2 separate regions of the Homo sapiens genome follow, and region 2 is linked to region 1. A link is a loop called in an ENCODE intact Hi-C map of the cell type or tissue named here. Cell type or tissue: CD4-positive, alpha-beta T cell. All regions are shown on one strand. Links, peaks and the distances in the headings refer to the core of each region. The heading gives the core; the rest is flanking DNA.

Region 1 (2,500 bases), core at 1-2,500:
AATGATTGGTCGTGAACGTTTTCTCTGTGCTTTGGTCTAGAAACTAGGTCAGGTTGCACGCTGTTAGAAGTCTGTTTCTTTTCTTTCTAAGTTACTGCGCTGGCGTAAATAGGACATGTTGTTTCAAGCAGTGAGGTGTCCGGTGTGGCACGGCTTGAGACTAGACATTTTTAAAAACATACTTCTTTTTAATTCTTAGTTTTGTCTTACACTAATTGAGCATTTAGTTTTTTTAGCATAGTAAGTTTTTCTGTCTCCTGAGTACTTTGCTCTTAGCTCTGTTTCTTGCTACTGGCTGTGAGAATTAGCAACTGCTCATTGGTTTTGCAACCCAGGGGAAGAAAGCAAAACAAATGCTTGATAAAGTTGGCATTAGTGTAGTTTAGAAAGGCATTAGATTTCTCTCTTAGGTTCCATTCCCCTGGGGAAAGCTTGACTTTTCTATTTTATGCTTACTGAAGGGTTTGCTGACTCACAGAAACACAACAGAACAGACTTAAAGGAGAGTGGGAGAAAAGGAAACTCGATGAGAGGATCAGGCAGCGCCTGAGGGTAGATGTTAAGAGCACTCCATGCCCGAAAGCCCTCTGTATTCCCTGCTTCGGGCCCCAGTCTGGCCATTCCTAGCAACAAAGTGAGAAGGGGAGCAGCATTCACTCCGTGGAGTGTCCGCAGTGGAGTCTTCAGGGGAGGGGCTCCACAGCCTCGGGCCGGGCCCTAGGGCTGCTGGCTCTGGAACCGGGACTTGGGGAGGGTCCAGATGGCACGTTCTCAGTTAGGGTGGCCGGCCTCCGGGGTCATGCTCCAGCCTGACGTTGGTACTCACCTTTGAGAGGCCTGTGCTGAGGAAACTGGCCTCTCATAATAAAATACTGATGCTTCCGTATTTTCACCATAAATTACAAAATAAGGTTGTCCTTTTGTGGGGCAAAGTCTTTTTCTAGTAGTTTGAGGGAACCATTTGGTGACAGAATTTTAAATTCGATTCTGTGGAGAAATTCTAGAGATAGAGGCTATCACTGTGCCGCACGCCTGCCTTCATCCCTTGACTTGCACTTGAAAGAATCGGGTCGTTGCTTCTCGTTCCTGTTTATGTTCTGGAGAAATGCAAGAAGCGCAGGAAACGCTTTTTCCTCACACAGCATTTGTATGTGATGCTTAGAAAGAAGTTACAGGCTTGGCCAACTGTTTGCTGTAATATTTTTCATGCAAGACCAATGTGCAACTAAGAAAACTTCTCTTAAGTTCTTAAACGTTATGTTTAGATCAGAGAGCCCAGTTGAATTGTTTTCTACTCGATTGTAGCTTTTTCCTTTTGGTCTCTTGGTAGTCATCTAGAGCTTTGCTGTTGTCTGTGGCATTTCAAACCTGATAAGTCTTTCCTGTTTTCTTTTCAGGCAGATTTCAAGCTGATGTGTGATAATGCAATGACATACAATAGGCCAGATACCGTGTACTACAAGTTGGCGAAGAAGATCCTTCACGCAGGCTTTAAGATGATGAGCAAAGTAAGAAACTCACTGGCAGCAGCGAGCTACGGAAAGCAGGGGCTCTGCCCCCCGTCGCTTGTGCCCGAAGGGAGCCTCACAGTGAACACGTGCTCCATCCACCCGCCACCCTCATGGTGTTGCCCCCTTTGCTCTAGGGTAGACGTCCCCGGCCGCCCTCTCTGCTCATGACCTAGCTGTAACATCTCATTGAGGGTTGGTGGAAAGTTCCGCATCTCTTGATCTTAAGCCTGGGTGTCAGGTGTCAGTCTTGCTGGATGGCAGCCAGCATTGCGGGCTTGTTTTGCGTGACTGCCTCACTGAATCCAGACGGGACATCCTTGTCTTCCTTGGCCATCCTGAGTGGCTTCCCAGATCTGTGCCGTGAGCCAGGCTGCATGCATCCCACGTAGGAGAAGGTAAAGGGGAGGTGCGGCACCTGCCGCGCTCTGGCGGTGGGTCAAGCCCCCACAACCACCTCCCGCTGCTCCGCCGTGGAAAGTTAGCTCTTAGGCCAGGTGAGGCTGTGACCATCCCCATCCCATCCCATCGTCACGGCACCCTGGCTGTGAGGGAGAGGTAAATCCCTGCTGCTCTGTCCTTTCTGATTCTAGGAGCGGCTGTTAGCTTTGAAGCGCAGCATGTCGTTTATGCAGGACATGGATTTTTCTCAGCAGGCAGCTCTTTTGGGCAATGAAGATACAGCTGTTGAGGAACCTGTCCCTGAAGTTGTACCAGTACAAGTAGAAACTGCCAAGAAATCCAAAAAGCCGAGTAGAGAAGTTATCAGGTAAAGGTTCTGTGGAAACCACATTTGCTTTTGGAGTTGAGCACCATAGCCAGGAAAGCAGGTGCCTTGTAGGGGAGAGTGAGTGAGTGAGAGAACGGATGTCATGTCACATAGACATTCTTGGTGTAGCTTATTCTGGCAGGAGGAGTGTGGCCAGACAGCCCCTCCTGCCCACCGGCCACGTGCACTCTCTGACCCAGGTGTGGTACCCAAGCCCGTCCGA
Region 2 (7,300 bases), core at 2,269-4,768, 420 kb after region 1:
AGACATGAGGGGATCAGGAGGGCACCCTCTAGGCTGAGGGGATGTCAGACAGGAGGGGACCAGGAGGGCGCCATCCAGGCTGAGGGGATGTCAGACAGGAGGGGACCAGGAGGGCGCCCTCTAGGCTGAGGGGATGTCAGACAGGAGGGGACCAGGAGGGCGCCATCCAGGCTGAGGGGATGTCAGACAGGAGGGGACCAGGAGGGCGCCCTCCAGGCTGAGGGGATGTCAGACATGAGGGGATCAGGAAGGCACCCTCTAGGCTGAGGGGATGTCAGACAGGAGGGGACCAGGAGGGCGCCCTCTAGGCTGAGGGGATGTCAGACAGGAGGGGACCAGGAGGGCGCCCTCCAGGCTGAGCGGAGACTTTTACTCTGTGATTGACAACAGTTCCTGGGCAATCCTAGATCAGTAGTCAGAAAACCTTAACTGGAAAAGAGAATGCATGGCGTTTTCATTTCTCTGAGGAAGCCGAGAAACTTTAATTAGGTGACGGGGTTCCGAGCACTTAAGCAGATGGGGTGCGGTGAAGGCCCAGGGAGGAGGAGGGCAGGGAGGTGCACGTCCTCTGTGCCCCACACACTTTCAACCACTGCAACAAACAAGCACCCAAGAGAGGCTGTGCGGCAGAGCCCTGCACCCACAGGCCTTTGACAGCACAGTGAGGGGCCTCCGCACGTGGCCTCGGGACGCTCACTCGACGCACACCCGGTGCATCACACTGGCACCTAAAGACAGGCCGTGCAGCTAAAAGGAGCACGTGTGGCCAAGGAGAGCAATCAGCTGTCCCGCGTTTCTAAAGGCAGGGACCGAGGCTGTGGAGGGGCGAGCAGGGCAGGCCGGCGGAGGCTACTTGAGCAGCTTGGCCACGTTCAGGCTGGGCACCACAATGTCCTTGAAGAGGGGCACGTAGCTGGGGCTGGCCTGTGCTGGGCCCTGCTCCAGGGTCTCCATGATGGTCTGCTTCATGTCACGGCTGGCGTCCCCACGCACAGCCAGCAGCGCACCGATGTGGTCATCCCTGGGGATGGGGAGATGTCAGCCCATGCCCACTTAGCAGCCCTGTGATGCACCACGCTGCCAGGGACTCACGGCTTCACCACCCCAGCTGACAGAACACAGGGGGTGAGGACCGCTGCAGACAAATTGCACCTTTCCCTTTTCAGCGGGAGACAAGCCTGCATTTTCATCTTACTCTGTCTTTTCTCAATCCAATTGCAGAAAGATTTTTCAACACTGCTTTTATAAATCTTTGTTCCGGCCCAACCAGAGGGGAGACCGTGGAGAGCTCAAGACCCCGTTTTTCCACGTTTAACCAGCGAGATGATGGGACGGAGGTGACGCGGCTGCAGCCATGGAGGTGGCCCCTTGGGGAAGTGGCAGGTGCCCTGAGACAGGGGCCGCAAAGGCTGGCCTGGGGCCTGGAGCCAGCATGGTGGAGGGGGGACGTGCGTGGGTCCCCTTCCCTGGACCTGGTACTGGGGACTCCCTGTAATCACGTCCTCGGAAGGTGTCTGGTCCAAGCTGCACTTGGGCCCTCCCGAGTCCACCATGAGCACAGAGGAAACTTCCTAAACTCGCCCCACTGAGGCCACTCCACAGCCCAAATCTTCCCCACCACACACAGCAGAGCTGTCACAGCCCCGCCCCCACCCCACTGTCCCCACCCGGGATGTGCCCCTCGAGCTCCACCCACCCACACTGTAGCCCAGGCCAGGTGGAAGGCAGCACAGAAGCAGCTCTGCTCCCTGCGCCTGGGCCCCGCTGTGCCGCACCTGAACCCTTGCCGTGCTGCAGGGCTGAACTTGCGAACCAGGAGCCCCACCCGCCCCAGACAGAAGGAGGGACCTGCCGCTCCACTCCAGGATTCTAAGGCAGGATTCTAAGACGTGCATCCCTTACCTGATGTCTGGATACTTGCTGACCAGAGTGGAGACCTCCAGGTAGAGCAGAGAAGGGTCTGTCAGCTTGATCACTTCGGCCACAGCCACGATGGTGTCGCAGTATCCGTCCACGTCTTCCCCGAAACCCTGGAAGGCAGCAGCAATGTGAGGAGCCGCCCTCGGCTGTCCCGCGGCGCTGGGAGCAGCTGGATTCTGGCTGAGCCCCTTCCTGACTGGGAACCTCCCTCTTCACCTGACTCCTCAGGATCTACTCTGAAAGCTCAGTGACAGGGCCAGGGGTCTGGGGTGAGGGCGAGACCGTGGGAGGCAGCCAGCACCTCGCAGCGCAGGACAGACTGGGAAGCGTCCGTCAGGGAGCTGTGGGCGGCCTCGGGAAGCCGGCGGGGCCGGCGCGTCTACCTCTGTGGACATTCGTGTCCAACCACAAGGTCAGGCAGGACCTGGACCCAGGCTCCCCCCGCCTGACAAACACACGACACACTCCCATCTACTGGCCCGAGTCCCGGGGTGGAGGCTGAACAGGGCCGCGGAGCGACAGGCCTTCTCCAGCCCGGACCTGCGCGACACTCACGGACGCCAGCTTCCGGAACAGGAAGCGCAGCTGCTCTGCCTCCCTAACCATCTTCTCGGCACCCTCCTTGCGCTCCTCCGGGCTCCGGAAGGAAATGCGCTTCTGCATGACCGCCCGCAGGTACTCCACCACCACGCGCCGGTGCGCCTCGGCCGTCATCCTCTGGGGAGACACGCGCGGTCAGCGGCAGGCTCCACGGCTCTGGCGGCCAGGAGCACCCTCATTGAAACCCAGGCTGGGGCTCCCGGTGGCTCCCCGGAGGCTCTGAGCCCACTCCTCCTCGCTCCGCCACGGCTCTGGCATCTCACCGCAGAGGAGGAGCGGGGGCTCAGTGGGGGAACAGTGACGGTGACCTGGACCCCCGCACCAGGCCAGCTCCGGCCCCCAGCAGGACAGACGCGGGCGAGGCAGTGCCGCGCATGAGCACTCGGTCCACAGACAGGCCCGTGTCAGTGGCTGCTGCTGTCCTTTGATAACGACCGCAGCATCTGGAAAACGCGGCAGGCACTTTGGAGGAAAGAGGAACCTGGGTCCTGCAGGAAGGAGGGTCTGAAGCGGAAAGAAATCCCTGGGGCCTCAGGGAGTGAGTGGAAGGCAAGGAGCTAAGACGGGGCACGCGGGCCTCTCCGGGAACCATGGCTCCCTCCACCTCGAGGGCCATGCCACAGGGCCCCGGCCATTCTCACCAGAGCCCCGTCCCAGGGAGGTGGCGTCCGCAGAGCCTATTGCCTCCCTTGGGCTGATAGGACAACAAGTGAACGTTCACTCACGGAGGGACTCGCTGGATGCTGAATTCTGAGCAGGGTGAGAGGTGAGCCCTAGCGTCAAGGTGATGAGGGAACTAGGTCCCACCTTCTTACCTTCTTATACGGCTTTTTAATTTTGGCAAAATCGTTGAAATAGTCTTCCACGGTGACACAGATAATGTCTACAGCGTTTGACCCTAATAGCCACTTCTTCGTCATCAATTCATTCAGATGTTGCTGAAAAGCAGAAACAGATCATAGAAATCATCACCTCAACGTCCCACGAGAGCCGAGTGCATGTGGGAGGGAGGCACTTCCTCACCTCAACGCCCCACGAGAGCTGCGTGCAGTGTGGGAGGGAGGCACTTCCTCACCTCAACGCCCCACGAGAGCTGCGTGCAGCGTGGGAGGGAGGCACTTCCTCACCTCAACGTCCCACGAGCACTGAGTGCGTGTGGGAGGGAGGCACTTCCGTGCATCTTTGCTACGTCACACTGCTTTTCTAATTACAACAGCAATGCGCACTCAGGTAAAAATTTGATTATATAATCTGCAAATGTGTACTTTAAGTATAGGAGATTTATACTACAATTTCTGTGATGAGCTTCCCAAAATGACATGTTAAAGATGGAAATATCTGTGCATGTATACATTTTACCTTTAGTGGCTACATATATTTATCGTATTTATTTGCCCAATTCTCTATTGATGGACATTTAAATTTTTTTCACATTTTGCAATAATGCAACAGTGAATCTGTATAATTCTGATGAAATTCCTTAAAGTTGAATTTTTCAGTCAAAAAGTATACACATTAAAACCAATAAAAGTATACAAATTAAAACTCCAATAAAAGTATACAAATTAAAACTCCAATAGAAGTGTACAAATTAAAACTCCAGTAAAAGTTACAGATTAAAACTACAATGGCTGTATTTCCAAGCTGCCCTCAAAAACCCAACCCAGTTCAGGCCCACACAGAATACAAACAGCCCCTTTTTCCCACACCCTCAACAAGCCTGAACAGCATCCACGTCTCCGGCTCCTGCCATCCTGCTGAGCAGCAGGTCCTGTTGAGCATTCATTGCTTCGAGGATAAGATCGGGCGTCTAGTTTCACGATGAGGACACTGGTGTTGCTTTTAATGTGAGGTGGCCGTTCATGTCTTTTGCCCATTTTTCTATATATTCTTTTTAAATTTTGAAATAATTTCAAATGTAAATATTTTCTTCTTGCTAAGTCATATTTGCGAAAGTTACAAGTGTCTGCCTCTTTGGGGACACTTCCACACACATTTCTGTTCTCTTGCACAACCAGACACTGATGAATCAGCAACCAATCCCACCCCTCATCCCAGGAACCCCTTTCCAGCAGGACCACCAGATGGCCATGGTCTTATTATTTTGTTGTTGTTGTTGTTTTGAAATGGAGTTTGCTCTTGTTGCCCAGGCTGGAGTGCAATGGCGCGATCTCTGCTCACTGCAACCTCCACCTCCCGGGTTCAAGCAATTCTCCTGCCTCAGCCTCCCAAGCAGCTGGGATTACAGGTATGCGCCACCACACCCAGGTAATTTTGTATTTTGAGTAGAGATGGGGTTTCTCCATGTTGGTCAGGCTGGTCTCGAACTCCCAACCTCAGGTGATCCGCCTACCTTGGCCTCCCAAAGTGCTGGGATTAAAGGCGTAAGCCACCACACCCGGCCTACAAGGTCTTATTTTTTAAATATATCCTGATTTCTGCCAATACCTCTAAATAATGTTAAGCCATCTTTATGTTTCTGAAATAACCCCTACATTTCATGGTAGGTTATGCCTTTGATACAATATTAAATTCATTTTATTAATGATTTTTGCGTGTGTACCTATATTCAAAAGCGAAACTGATCTATGTGAGGATGTGTGTGTGTGTGCACTCTCAATTTGACTTTTTGACAGGTCCCTACATATCGGTTTCTATTTTGTAATCCACTAAATTGTCTGATGTCTTTAATACTTACAGGGTGAATCTACTGAATTGTGCGTAAGAAGGACCCTGCATCATACGAAGCAGCGTCACCGAAAACGGAGGCGCTTTAAGCGATCTGACCGGAATGCAAGTGCACAGCCCGGCTCCCCAGACGGCATCCGCACGGTACAGTTCACAGCCTGTGTCCCAGAGGGCAGTGAGGAAGCACTGGGCTTCGGCCCAGAAAACGGCAGGAGGAAAGAGCCAGGCCCACCTCCAGGTCCAGGAAGACCTCCTCCAGCAAACCGCTGCAGCCCTCCTTCGCGATGGCGTCTAAAATCCCGTCCATGCTGGGCTGGCTCGGAGACACACCCTCTTCCACTTCATTCTTTAAATACTTTCTTTTTAAACTGACTATGGATTCCCTGCAAGGAAAGGGTTCAGGTTCAACACAGCGGCTGGGCAGGCCGGCCTCCACCGCTCCCCCGCCACAGCGCCCGGCCACACTCACTTGAAGGTCTGGCAGTTGTTGATGATGGCGATCATGTACTGAACGTAGCAGTGAGGGTGCTGCCGATTCCTCAGGTGCTCTTCTTTATACAGCTGCGCTTCATCTTTATATCTGAGGACAGACAGGCTTCGGTCAGACAGCACTAAGGGCAACATGGAGCTGTTTCAAATGCCACGCTGACGTCACGCCTGGCCTGAAATTTCACATCACTAACATCTGACCGGATGAGCCTCTAAAAATAAAACAATCTTTAGACGATCCAGACTAATGGAAGGACAGAGAGGTTGATTACTTTAAATGGATCAAAAAATAACTTCACCTCAGGCTTTAAAATATGGCTCATTAGGAGGCTGAGGCAGGGAGACCACCTGAGCCCAGGAGTTAAAGGCTGCTGGCTGCGCTGCAGTGAGCTACCCGTCGGGGTAACCTAATCAGACCTTGTCTCTTTTTTTTTTTTTGAGATAGAGTCTTGCTCTGTCACCCAGGCTGGAGTGCAGTGGTGAGACCTTGGCTCACTGCAACCTCCACCTCCTGGGTTCAAGTGATTCTCCTGCCTCAGCCTCCTGAGCAGGTGGGACTACAGGTGTGCCCCACCATGCCCAGCTAATTTTTGTATTTTTAGTAGAGACAGGGTTTCACCACATTGGCCAGGCTGGTCTCGAACTCCTGACCTCATGATCCACCCGCCTCAGCCTCCCAAAGTGCTGGGATTACAGGCGTAAGCCACCGTGCCTGACCGACCTTGTTTCTTAAAAACAATTAAAAAATATAAAAATTTTGAGGAGTTGGTAAAAAATAATAACTGAAAAAAGGAAAAAAAATATGGTTCAGCATTCTGATTGTAAAAATATACTACATAGTTGATTGTGAGGAATTGGGAAAGCATTATCTTATTTTATTTATTTTATTTACTATACACTTCACCTAGAAACTCATAGTGTTAGGAACCTCATCAAATGTCAGGTAAAATGTCCCTTTCAGAAACTGTCCCTGAAATCATCCAATTAAAAACAGACACTTGAAATGTCAAGAAAACAAACAGAGGTAGTGACACGCTCTATTTTTAAACTTACTGTGGGGATGCTCAAGCACCTATGGGAGTGGAAGAATCATACAACAAATACCGTTTCTATTTTTAAGAGATGTTAAGAAAGGAGCACACTGAAAGCTGGCAATTAAAGGGAAAGAAGTTAGCATTTCTGTCCAAAGTGTGGTTCAGGTCATCAAAAAGCTGAGGGTGATCAAGGAACGGTCTCTTTATAGAAGAATCTAACCTCATAAATGACAATGACCTCCAAAGAAACAAACTCAGGCCAAGATCCCCATGGACAGATGGCCAATAGGGATTTGGCCATGCCTCTGTGGATAGAAGGCCAATGGGGACTTGGCTAAGACTTGGCCAGTGGGGACTTGGCTAAGACCTCTATGGATAGAGGGCCAATGGGAACTTGGCTAAGACTTGGCCAGTGGGGACTCGGCTAAGACCTCTATGGAAGAGGGCCAGTGGGGACTCAGCTGTGACCCCTGTGGATGGGCGGCCAGTGGGGACTTGGGCATTACCCCTATCGATGGATGGCAAATGGGAACTCTGAGTGGGCGGCGTGGCTGTAGTACCTAAGCCAC

What was found. Hi-C counts contacts between places; a loop is a spot of excess contacts. Peaks named below come from ENCODE experiments on the same cell type or tissue, not always from the same donor. Only the 100,000 strongest peaks of a DNase experiment are listed, where the experiment ranks them.
Region 2: a loop joins it to region 1, with 5 times the contacts of the local background. A loop is called at or near these places in 15 of 110 quality-filtered maps.

The regions. Positions count from the first base shown.
Region 1 is chr5:886,369-888,868 of GRCh38, reverse strand. It overlaps BRD9 (bromodomain containing 9), which reads left to right. Exons shown (of 16, transcript NM_023924.5): 6 at 1,398-1,508; 7 at 2,162-2,277. Among named protein-coding and RNA genes, the nearest start is that of BRD9, 5.2 kb to the left of the region's middle. In CD4-positive, alpha-beta T cell, for the core only: no CTCF peak of the experiment used is centred there; no DNase peak of the experiment used is centred there.
Region 2 is chr5:460,448-467,747 of GRCh38, reverse strand. It overlaps EXOC3 (exocyst complex component 3), which reads right to left. Exons shown (of 13, transcript NM_007277.5): 8 at 5,678-5,788; 9 at 5,441-5,591; 10 at 3,336-3,458; 11 at 2,476-2,637; 12 at 1,903-2,030; 13 at 458-1,021. The coding sequence ends at 850. Among named protein-coding and RNA genes, the nearest start is that of SLC9A3-OT1, 8.9 kb to the left of the region's middle. In CD4-positive, alpha-beta T cell, for the core only: no CTCF peak of the experiment used is centred there; DNase peaks (open chromatin) are centred at 2,527, 2,861 and 3,627; H3K27ac peaks cover 1,394 bases.